3 separate regions of the Homo sapiens genome follow, and all the other regions are linked to region 2. A link is a contact called in ENCODE Hi-C or POLR2A ChIA-PET data. All regions are on one chromosome and are shown on one strand. Each heading gives the region's core, a stretch centred on a gene start or an enhancer-like site at or near the end of the contact. The rest is flanking DNA. Distances are from core to core; before and after follow the strand shown.

Region 1 (4,004 bases), core at 147-2,646, 110 kb after region 2:
TGGCCAACATAGTGAAACCATGTCTCTACTAAAAATACAAAAATTAGCTGGGTGTGGTGGCCTGTGTCTGTAGTCCCAGCTACTAGGGAGGCTGAGGTGGGAGAACCCCTTGAACCTGGGAGGTGGAGGTTGCAGCAAGCCGAGACCATGCCATTATACTCCATCCTGGGAGACAGAGTGAGACTCCGTCTCAAAAAACAAAAGGGGGTGGGGGGTGGGGAAGACAGCACTGCTTAGATATTAGAAAAAATCTGAGATTTCATTGCTTTTTCTATAAGTTATAAGGTGATACCATGGAACTGTGGGCAAGTCCCTCAACAATCTAAGCTTCCATTTCTTGATCTCCAAAACAGTGGCACCGAGGTTTGCCTTGCTTACTGCCTTGAGAAGTTCAGGAGAGACAGTGCTTGTGAAAGTGTGAGTCAATTACTATTTGTTTTCTTGCATGTGGCTTGTAAGGAAGTCAGATAACATAAGAGAAGTGAGTGACTGAGTGTTAAAGTGAATTACCAAGGATGCTGGAACTTGAAATGCTTTTGTGTGTAGCAATGCAGGCCGAGCTGCCACGTGCTATCCTGTGTGTCCCCGCTCTCCCCGCGTTGCAAGCCCGCAGAATGCCCCGCATCCACTGAGCCGTGGCCAGCCCTACGGTGGGCAAGCCTATCAAGCGCAAACATTGGGAGGGTTCTGACTCTCAAGTGTCTTACAGAAAATAGAGCCAGGAGCTCCATCTGGCACTCCATTTGCTAAATGTCCCATTGATGTCAAACGCCAGGAAATGTGGCTGTTTAAAATCCCAGGGAATAAGATTTCCACTCAGCAGCTTTCTAATGTACGCGCAGCACTCTGCGAAGCAAAAGCCCTTGCTGAGCAGTCTGGTCACAGCCCCTTACACACAAGCTCTCTGGGCCTCCACTAAGAAGTACAAAGACACAGGGCAGAGGAAAATGGACTTATCAGCTCCAGTGGCTTAAAATATGCCGGATGCCAATAGAGGGCACTGTTGCATATCCACAAAAGCCCACGCTCCGCAACCTAGCAAGACCACCAAAGCACTCACCTCCTTCCACACTCTGGCTGCAGTCCTAATGATGAACAGGAGCGATTAAAGTGGCAATCCCACAAAACACGGCTTCTGGTCAAAGTTCATGACTGCTTCATCACCACTTTGATATTTGCAAAGGGGCTTCATGATCATTTTCAGTCCTGAGTCATCTCCAGTACTTTTCTGCAGAATGCTAGATCTCTTAGCTTCACTTTTCAGAAGACTGAAATCCAGAGAGGTTAACTAGATGACTTGAGCCCATTCAGTCCAGAACTAGACAGAGATAGAAAACTCAGGGTTCCTGAATTCTACGCTGGAGAGTTTTCAGAACGGTGCATTGCGAGCTTTGAATGAAAAACATCAACAGCCTGCATCCGCTCTTGACTCTTTAGGGGAGGTTGTATGGCTTGGTGATTAACTGGGACTTCACAGGCAGGACTCCTGTCCCCACCACCTCCTAATTGTCGTTTATCCCAGTGGAAGTTGATAACTGATAACCAAACCTGCAAGTGAGGCCCATTCTGCAGCCCAAGAAGGAGTTAGGGAGGGATAGGAAACAGACACATAAAATCAGGCCAAATAGTGAAACTGATTGGAGTGCTTTGGGGTATCAATGTTGTATCCTAATTGTCCTTTATCACAGTGGAAGTTGATAACTGGTAACCAAACCTGCAAATGAGGCCCATTCTGCAGCCCAAGAAGGAGTTAGGGAGGAATGGAAAACAGACACATAAAATCAGGCCAAATAGTGAAACTGATTGGAGCGCTTTGGGGTATCAATGTTGTATCCTTCAGCGATCCCTCTCAACTATTAGTTAACTGAGAACAGATTGCCCCGAACTTGGGAGCTGTCAGATCTGTTTCTTGCACTCTCCCACCATTGACCCCTGACTCCTACAGAATCTCATTTTGCATCCCACATTCTGAAGGCATTGAATCATTTTTTTTGGCTAAGCACATGTTGGCTCTGGAGTCGCCTATATACAGAGTCTTTGCTGCTGCATTTGAGGCCTGGTGACATGTTATATTATGTAATGTTCTGGCAGTTAAGGAAAACTCACGCCCTCCCTGTTATGTATGAAGTGTCATCTCTAAAGCAGAGACTATTTCTTGCAAAATGGCATTGATAAATGGATAAACGAAACCAACTGACAACATCCCCGTAACAATGCAGTATCCTTCACTGCCAGTTTATTTCTAGAACACCATTAGGCAAAAAAGAAGGCTTTGTGGCCTAAGTAGGTGTTTTCATATATTTCGGAATGACAAATTAAGACGACAAGGATTTTCAGTCAGGCCATGACAGTAAATGTGCGCTTGTCACTTGTTGTAATGCTGTCCGGCAGGCCATAAGGGCCAGGCTTTACTGCATGGCACATTGGGGAGCCAAATCTCTCTGGTGGCATCTTTCTGTCTGGCACCTCACTCAAGTTAGAAAACTCAACCTAGAAAAGACTGTTGGTCCCTACATGGGCAAGTGTTACTTTCGCTATTACTAAACCCTGTGCCAGTCTTGGGGCAGTCGGAAAGGGTGGAGGAAAACAGGGTGCTTTGATGGCTCTGGCCTGGTCTCAAGTGACACACCCTAATCTGAAGGGTTTGTGCCCACATCCTCTCCGCTGCAGCTGGGTGGCTGTTGGCAATCACCTTTGCAAGCACTTGTGTGTACCATGCCAGCGGTTGCTCGTGCCAATTAGAACTCAGCTGGATCTTGATATAAATGGGCCATAGGCTAATCGTTCTGGGATACATCTTAAATTAGTCTGAGAGAGTCAGAGACCACTGTAAAACCATTTGGCCCAGAGTTTGTGCAAGTTTCTCTGATCCAAAATGGCACCTTGGTATCCAGCTGTCTTGGATGCAGACAACTCTTTCACCTCGGGTCATCATCAAATGCCAAACACAAAAGAAATCCTAACCTCTCACTTTACACAAGAGGAGGCCAAGGCTCAGAGAATTGTAAAGACTTGCCACCAGGTTGTGGCAATGTGCAGTGAAGAACACAGTCTATTTCTGGCATCAGAAGGGCTCAAGTTTGGTTCTCCCAGGCACTGTTTGACAGAACCTCCCTGAGTCTTGGATTACTTTTTGTAACCTTCTGAGTTGTTGAGCAGGTGACATGCAGGAACACAGATATTTTAGTGTGCCCCCAATTGCCTGGGATACTGGTTAAATATGCAGATTTTTGGACCCCTGGCCCCCACCAGAGACTTGGATACAGTTTTTCAGGTTTGTTTTTTGTGGAACACTGTAGGGACAAATGGGAGTGTTTGCTGTGTCAGTGGCACAGCCTCTGATCCTTGTTCTATTCACTGTTCGCCTTCTAGTTTCAGCTCAGCTGTAGACAGATGCACTCCTGAGAATGTGACTGAACTTTACTAAGTAGGAATCACTGTAAACCTTATTCACCATCTACTCCACCCCCACCACTCGTCTTTTCTGGGTCACTACTTCTCCCTTGCGTCTAGTCAGCATATAGAAATAAAGATTGTGTCTACCTTTATTATACCCACTAGAAGGCCTGACATAGAAAATAAACGTGAGCCCATACCTATTATAGAGAGCAGAGGCCATTATGCCTTAACTTGCTATGTTCTGTTGCTACCATAGAACTGGACAAAGATGGAACTTTCATTCTAGTGGCTGGTCCATGGAGATATTCTGTGGTATTCAAAAAATCTTGGGGCATCTTTAGGGTCTAACACTTCCATTATTCATGCAATGTGACGCACTTGTATTTGGCATTTAAGTATACATGCATGCAAATATTTTACCTCAAACACAATGGTACTAAATATATTTTTATTTCTAATTCTGACTACAACCAATTTTCTACCATTTTTCTAGAACCAGAAAAATCAAAGTCAATGAAAGTAGCGAGAAGAACATTCACTGTGTAGTTTTCTGTTGTGCCTACAATCTGAGTTATTTATTTTAAAATTACATACTTCAAAATATT
Region 2 (4,083 bases), core at 365-2,864:
AGCAACAAAAAACTCCAAAAAAACCACACAAAAAGCAAAAGTACCCGTACCCCAACTCAGTAGTCTGAAAACCCTTCCGGCATTTTTCAGTGGACTACAGAGCGATATTGGGCATACCAATTGGTGTTTCCTTTTCTAAGTTCAGAAGACAAATAGAAATGTATGAGCCACAGTGCTTAGTTTTTCCATATTGTGGCTCTCATTTTTCCAGCGGGATGCAGAGAAAGTAGTTCTTGTCTGTCACCTAGTGGACAAAAATGGATTTGCGCCTTGCCACTATGCTCTGGTAGCTAAACTTCAGAAACCGCATTGATTCAAATAAAGATTGTTGGATTCTATGAGATGATTCTACTTTCCGAGCTTCAGAGCTCCACAGGTTGAAAAAAAACAAGATGATATAATGCTGAAGACTTGTTGCAAAACAGAACAGGAGTTGATGCAAAATCAAGATGGGAAGAAAACCACACTTACAGAACCACGTAATAAATAGCTGTGCTTGGTGAGGGAATATTATTGTCATTCATATGAGTCAATTGCAATCAGAATACTATGTGGAGCAATGGCTTTAAATGGCCCCATCCTCCAATAAAGCAAAGCAAACAAGAACGTATTGCTGACTTTCAAATGAGCAGAAGTTCTTGTAATCCCCCTGCTAAAAAATTTAAATGAACTTTAACCCAACTCTTTCCCTTGTATCTAGTAAGTCATCTAGTCTTACCAGTTTTTTTCTTACTGCTACTAAGAGTGAGCAATAGATGCTTTTCCATATCAGTTTCCATCTTAGCTCTGACCAGACTACACACTGTCATTAGATTCATCTTCCTTAAACTTGTCACTATTTTTTGAAAATACCCTAGAACTCAATTTCCCTTTCTTTCCAAATACCTCCTCCATCTGATTTCACTGTTACTTTAATCCAGTGTCATCCTACCCTTACATTTTCATTTCCCTGGCCCATTGAAGAAGTGTTGCTCATTGCAGCCTTTGAGTCTTCAGATGGGGTCCTGTCCTTCCCTCCCTTTGCCAGATGAAGCCTTTTCATCCTGTAGGATCCAGCCCAGCTGTTGCCCCTCCATGTCACTCTCCCTTGTCTGAGTAATCCTATGAGGGTTATAGGTTATATTCTATAACTGTGTGCTTGTGCAAATACTTGTCAAATGGTTTACTATTGATACACAGGCTTCAGTCTCATCTTATCCAAAATCTATTGGGAAATATTCCAGGCCAGATACCATTTCTTATCCCTTTTCAAGCCCTCATCGGGGTCTACATGTTTGGGAGCACTGTGAGCTCAGTAAGATACTTGTCGATTGGTTTTCTTTATCAGCTCATAATTCTGCAAGGAAGATGGAGCTGGTATTGTAATTCCTGATTTACAAACGAGGACGCTGAAGCCCAGAGCATTTTCAAGACTTGTTCTTGGGAATGGCAGTGCCAGGACAGGAGCTCTGGGTATTTCCTCCTTGTCTAGTCCCCTTCCTGGTGCACCCCACGGTCATCATACTGATAGAGTGATGCACTAAGCCTGTATTTATTTTCAGATCGATTTCTAGATAACGAGCACAAGCTCATATTGTGAGGAGCAGCTAGACAACAGATGATAATCAGGGTGTGTGCTTATGCAGCCTGGGTGGCAATTTCAGTTCTTTCTGGGTGGCGATGCCACACTTTCAGCCCACACCCATTTGTCCTTTTTGAAAACCACAAACGAGTGCTTGGGCATGTATGACATTCTCCGGCACAGCCCTCTGCACTCATCCAAATACCTGAACTGGCTTGTTTACTCCTTTAAACCACAGTGGCTCCAACTGCTTCCTGCCCTCCTAGCCTGCTGGAAGGTCTCCTGTGGTTTTGGAGCTCACAGGCACATGAGGAATAATTAAAAACCACTGCCATGCGAAAGGGTGTTTTAACGAGTTGTCAGTGAATGACCGGAGTCGGGAAGAATTTCTAGGTAGTTCCTCCTCTGGCCACAGGATGGATTCATTTTCCATCTGGAATTGCACCATGAAGCCTCCTTGGATGCTTTTGTTCTTCCATGCCTGGCTTGGGCCCTGAGGCTTGGGTGTGCTGGGCAGGAGCACAGGGTAGTAAAATGAAAATATCATGTCTACACTCAGGGAGTTCAGAGGGATGGCCTTGATGAAATCAGTCCATTAAATACCTAGAAAATAGATGTTAACAAGATTGTTATGCAATGCTACTGATTTAGAATGATCGTGTGTATTAATCAAACAAAAGCAGTAGAGAGAGGCATAAATTGATTGTTTAAGGAAAATCTAAATGCATAGTTGTAACAAGTGACTTTTATTTTTTCTTTCTGCTTTGAGACAGGGTCTTGCTCTGTCGCCCAGGCTAGAGTACAGTGTCTCTATCACAGTTCACTGTAGCCTTTATCTCCTTGGCTCAGGTGATCCTCCTGCCTCAGCCTCCTGAGTAGCTGGGACTACAGGTGTGCACCACCACACCTGGTTGATTTTGTACTTTTTGTAGAGGTGGGAGTCTCACTTTGTTGTCCAGGCTTGTCTCAAACTCTTGGGCTCAAGCTAGCCTCCTGACTCGACCTCCCAAAGTGCTGGGATTATAAGCCAGCCAGAAATGACTTTTATAATTGCACCTAGAAGTGTCATGAAATGCAATATTAGTACTTCTATTTTATGATAATACTATTGACATATAAAGAAGATTGATTTTAAAATTTACAAGAAAAAAAAAACCCCATTAAAAAGTGGGCAAAGGACATGAACAGACACTCCTCAAAAGAAGACATACATACGGCAAAAACATATGAGAAAAAGCTCAACATCACTGATCATTAGAGAAACGCAAATTGAAACCACAATAAGATACCATCTCATGCCAGTCAGAGTGGCTATTATTACAAAGCAAAAAACTAACAAACAAACAAACAACAGATGCTGGCAAGATTGGAAAGAAAAAGGAATGCTTTTACATTATTGGTGGGAATGTAAATTATTTCAACCATTGTGGAAGACAGTGTGGTGATTCCTCAAAGACCTAGAGGCAGAAATACCATTTGACCCAGCAATCCCATTACTGGGTATATACCCAAAGGAATATAAATCATTCTATTATAAAGATACATGCACGCGTGTGTTCACTGAAGCCATTCTGTTATAAAGATACATGCACGCGTATGTTCACTGCAGCACTATTCACAATAGCAAAGATATGAAATCAATCTAAATGCCCATCAGTGATAGACTGGATAAAGAAAATGTGGCACATAGCCCCATGGAATATATGCAGCCATGAAAAGGAACAAGATCATGTCCTTTGCAGGGACATGGATAGAGTTGGGAGCTGCTATCCTCAGCAAACTAATGCAGGAACAGAAAAGCAAACACTGCATGTTCTCACTTAAAAGTGGAAGCTGAATGATAAGAACACATGGACACATAGCAGGCAACAACATACACTGGGGCCTGGCACGGGGGTGCAGGGGGAAGGAGAGCATTAGGAAGAATAGCTAATGGGTGCTGAGCTTCATACCTAGGGGATGGGATGGTCCGTGCAGCTACCATGGCACAGGTTTACCCATGTAACAAACCTGCACATCCTGCACATGTACCCCTGAACTTAAAAGTTGAAGAAAAAAGAAAGAATATTGGTTTTCGACCAAGTTATTAAAAAGTTTCATGATAAAAGTGGCAAGAGATTTTAAAATGAGAATTGAAACCAACTAGGAACTTGCCATGTAATGTACCAGATGCAGAGGACTCAAGAAGAGCCCAGAATTATTCCCACTGGGAACTGCCCAGATGGTGACGACAACACCAAGTACAACTGCAAACCTCGTGTTCTTCTGTTCTCCCAGCAGGCCGGTGGGAGGGAAGACCAGCTATTCAGAGCCCTCTTTTGTAGGCTTAGAAAGTCAAATGTCTCCCCAACCCCACATTCTTCATAGCTTGGTGGTTGTGGTGAGGGTGGGTGGGTGCCAGTTCTGAAGCCAAGGCCGTGTGACTTCACTATCCACTGAATATTCATACACCAGTGTGTTAAGATACAAACTCCAGGCCGGGTGTGGTGGCTCATGCCTGTAATCCCAGCACTTTGGGAGGC
Region 3 (3,972 bases), core at 1,419-3,918, 86 kb after region 2:
CCCCTCCGCACCCCACTTGAAGGTCTTCTTGCCCTCCCAGCTTCCCCATCTCTCCTTTATGGTCTTCACGCTGTCCCTTTGTGGCCCCAGGCTGGGACTATCTCTTGGCTATTACCCAGCACTCTACTTTCAAAACATGGCTCTCTTATGTCCCATTTCCTCTAACTTACTTTCATAATGAATAGCAACTTAATCCCCTAACACTTTACTCATACATCAATTATCCAGGAATATCTTCATTTTAAACAAGAATCCCCCTACTTCTCCTACATCTCCACATCCTCAGCAAAGGAACCAAAGTCGTAATCCAGAAGAAGAGTTTGAAAATGGGGACGATCTTGATTTCTTTCCCATTGATTTCCTTGAAGGCAAATCCCAGCGTCTGAGGTTCTGTTTACTCAATTAGTATCACAAACAATATAGGCCACTGGATATTTATAATTTCCTGAGATACCAAACTTTCAACTTACTCTTAAAACCATAGGAGCCTCTCTTTGTTAACAAGTCATTTATTTGCTAAACAGAGCTCATTTTAATGAATTTTTTTAACATAATTTTCCTCCAGGAACTAGAATAAGCTCATTCCAATCATTTCATACATTTGAAGGGAGTAATACTGCATTTAGAAAAAATGCGTAATTCAGTATTTTTATTAGTTCAGATATTACTCCCAGACCACAATCTGTTTGAGTTATGATTAGCTCTACATAGAATAAATAAGACTATGGAAACAAATGTTGCATTGGGACAAAACACAGGTTTGTGAAAAAGATATATCTGTAGTATTCTTTCAGAGCTTTTGGTTTTAAGTAAGAGAAACCAACTCCCTTTGACTTAAACCAGAGTGAAATTGAATGGATGATACTGATGAGCAAAGATGCAGGAACTGAACAAGCAGAAAACAACAGAAGCTGGATAGCTGAAATCACAGTCAAGGCCAGGCCCAGCACATGCTAAGCAGGCCGCAGCTGGCTGCTGCTGACCTCAGCACTGCTTCCCCTGAGGCCAGGCAGTGTGGGCTTTGCAGCTGCCAGAGTTGATGTCTCCTGCTCCACTCTGATCACCAGCTTCAGTTTTAAAACCAAACTGGCTGAGCCCAGGCCACAATGCCTACTTTATGACTGGGAGGTGGAAAAAGGGGGTAATCTACTTCTTCTAGCTTCACTAGTGGGAGCAGGTCTCATCTCCCACAAAGACTGCTATGGTTTGGCTGTGTCCCCACCCAAATCGCATCTTGAATTGTAACTCCCACAATTCCCGTGAGTCATGGGAGGAACCTGGTGGGAGGTGACTGAATTATGGGAGTGGGTCTTTCCTGTACTGTTCATGTGATAGTGAATAAGTCTCATGAGATCTGATGGTTTTTTAAAAAGAGAAGTTCCCCTGCACAAGCTCTCTCTCTTTGCCTGCTGCCATCCATGTAAGATGTGACTTGCTCCTCCTTGCCTTCTGCCAAGATTGTGAGGCTACCTCAGCCACGTGGAACTGTAAGTTGATTAAACCTCTCTTTCTTTTGTAAATTGTCTTTATCAGCTTCATGAAAATAGACTAATACAAAGACCTAATTAGGGAATTCCTCAAATACACAAAGGAGTCTACTAAATGCTGGATATCTAAACAACTTCCACTACTTATACCCAGAAACTTAAATCTAACTCAAGCCAGAAAACACCTTTGAAGGTGAAATTTCCAAACAAGAGCAGACTAAATTGGGCTTGTTTTATTAACCCAGGTCTCAGCTTCCTTTGTTACTTGGAGATGAACCTGACTACCTCTACCACGTGCTTCTGGGGCTTTCTGGTTGTTTTTCCAAGGGAGGCAATTCCATAATATACAGGGCACATGTGAAATAAGATACACTGTCTGGGAGACAGCAAGCAGGTTGTCCTAAAGGGTAAGATCTAATTCTTGCATTTAAAATTTTTCCTCTGGAAAATTGTGTCAAATCTCAAAAATAATGCTATATAGGGTAAAATAATGATTTGGAGTTAACTGTACACACAGCCCAATTCCTTTGTGATAATAGGGTTTTTTTTCCTATTATATCAACAGAACAGCACTTTGGAACATATGCACTTGAATACGTGATTTTACCAAATCAAGGAAATTCAGTAAGAATCTTTATGATGCAATTTTACTCTTCAGACTAAAAGTACATAAATACATATCACACACACATTTGATACATAATATAATTATTCTATACCATAATATGTCACATATTAGCATATAATATATGAAATGTAATTATCTGTGATATATAATGAAAATTATATATTAAATATGTATAATTATACATAACATAGTATGTTTATAGCATAGTGTAGCATATAAATTGTCTTATATCTCTTTTTGCTTATTTTCTCCCTTTATCTCATATTAATTATTTGCCCATTTTGAAACTCATGAAGTAACAGTTTAATAAATTAGGTATTATCATTTGCTAAACAGGTGATTAGGGAGAGAGGTAAAGTGATATTTTAAGTAATTTCTTTGGAGTATCTTCTTGCTACTGTGTTCTCTGTTTCTGTCAGTGTAACGGGGAAATTGAAAGTTGGCTAGATATCATTTTAAGCTACTATTCATTTTCATTTCCCCATTTTATTTTTGTGAGACTATTTCACTTGTCAGTTCAAGACGTTAGACACATTTGATTAAATTATCAGTGAGTGATCATTGTGACAGTAAGACGCAGAAGAGGAGAGGTGAAAAACGTTTGCAAAAGAAAAGCAGAGATATAGAAGAATGGGTAGGAAATGAATGGGGTGATGAAACAGAGAAGTCTCAATAAAGCCCCTGATAAACAAAGCCAGGTGTCCCAGCAGAAAACCTTGCTTCCCCCATCCAGCTGTGCTCCACAGGCAGCCCCTCTTTCATCTGGGCAGATCCTTTTCATAGTTAAAATAGCTACTATCAACTTAGGAATAAATGTGCCCACAGTACAGCTTCTTTATAAGAATGGCATCATTCCCTCTTCTGTTAATGGAGATGGTCTCTATCTACATGGATGTATAGAGAAAGGATTTTTAAGACCCACTTTACCCCAGATCTGTTTTACAGCAAAGCTCTTCATGATAAGTTCCAGCCAACATCACATTTCACAGAGCTTGAGAAAGCCAGCGCAGTGGGGAATCCAATCTCCCAGGGTGTGGTAGCATCTTCTTATATATTTGGAGTCCCTTCATACATAAATCAGAGGAGAAGACAGTCATGTAATGCTCACAATTATGGCCTGTGAAGTATGCAAGACCTGGGTCTCAGAAAGCCACAGCTCCACAAGGCATTAGATTTATGCCCATAGCAAATTACCAAAACTCTCAGAAGCCCTTTTGTGCTGGTCCACAGTGGAGGAGAAGTCATGGAATTTTTTCAAGAAGGATGTTGGAAAGATTGCATGAGGAAAAGTTCTCAGGATGCTGTCAGGCATACAGTAATTATTATAATCAGAATATGGTTGTTAATTCTTGTTGATGAAAATAGCCAAACTTTGTAAAATATTTAAAGAGATTTATTCTGAGCTAAATGTAAGGACCATGATCTGTGACACAACCTCAAGAGGTCCTGAGAACATGTGCCCAAGGTGGTTGGGTTACAGCCTGGTTTTATATGTTTTAGGGAGACATAAGATATCAATCAGTACATGTGAGGTACATATTGGTTTGGTCTGGAAAGGCAAGACAATGTGGAGCTGTGGGGGAGGTGGTGAGGAAAAGGGCTTCCAGGTCATAGGTAGATTTAAAGATTTTCTGATTAGCAATTGGTTTAAAGAGTTAAGTTATTATCTAAAGACTGGGAATCAATAGAAAAGAGTGTCTGGGTTAAGATAACGGGCTGTAGAAACCAAGGTTTTTATTATGTAGATGAAGTCTCGTAGGTTGCAGCCCTTAGATACAATAGATGGCAAATGCTTGCTATTCAGATCTTTAAAAGGGGGAGAATATAATGAGCCATGTCCAACGGCCCCCCACTTCC

Evidence for each region. Hi-C counts contacts between places; a loop is a spot of excess contacts on that map. ChIA-PET counts read pairs that join two places held with the same protein, here RNA polymerase II (POLR2A). Pooled maps may share reads with other maps.
Region 1: a map of PC-9 shows a loop between it and region 2 (9-fold over the local background). The contact joins the promoter of IATPR here to the enhancer-like site in region 2. A Hi-C loop is called at or near these places in 14 of 168 maps with a recorded cell type or tissue (CD4-positive, alpha-beta memory T cell, IMR-90, OCI-LY7 and 7 more) and 13 of 50 pooled maps. POLR2A ChIA-PET finds 5 or more read pairs at or near these places in 8 of 52 experiments (AG04449, CD4-positive, alpha-beta T cell, CD4-positive, alpha-beta memory T cell and 5 more).
Region 3: a map of B cell shows a loop between it and region 2 (4-fold over the local background). The contact joins two enhancer-like sites. A Hi-C loop is called at or near these places in 1 of 168 maps with a recorded cell type or tissue (B cell) and 7 of 50 pooled maps. POLR2A ChIA-PET finds 5 or more read pairs at or near these places in 4 of 52 experiments (BJ, CD4-positive, alpha-beta memory T cell, OCI-LY7 and 1 more).

What each region holds. Positions count from the first base shown.
Region 1 is chr10:33,115,411-33,119,414 of GRCh38, forward strand. It overlaps IATPR (ITGB1 adjacent tumor promoting lncRNA), which reads right to left and starts at 1,397. Exons shown (of 3, transcript NR_160030.1): 1 at 1,061-1,397.
Region 2 is chr10:33,008,662-33,012,744 of GRCh38, forward strand. All of the region lies in intron 2 of ITGB1-DT (ITGB1 divergent transcript), which reads left to right. Among named protein-coding and RNA genes, the nearest start is that of ITGB1-DT, 28 kb to the left of the region's middle. Within about 2 kb of position 1,615, at least 10 of the 41 ENCODE cell types and tissues checked have a DNase peak (open chromatin) inside an H3K27ac peak, as active enhancers do; they include CD4-positive, alpha-beta T cell, IMR-90, PC-3 and 1 more, where a contact is called at or near this core.
Region 3 is chr10:33,093,428-33,097,399 of GRCh38, forward strand. All of the region lies in intron 1 of IATPR (ITGB1 adjacent tumor promoting lncRNA), which reads right to left. Among named protein-coding and RNA genes, the nearest start is that of IATPR, 21 kb to the right of the region's middle. RefSeq lists an enhancer at 2,540-3,205. Within about 2 kb of position 2,669, at least 2 of the 41 ENCODE cell types and tissues checked have a DNase peak (open chromatin) inside an H3K27ac peak, as active enhancers do.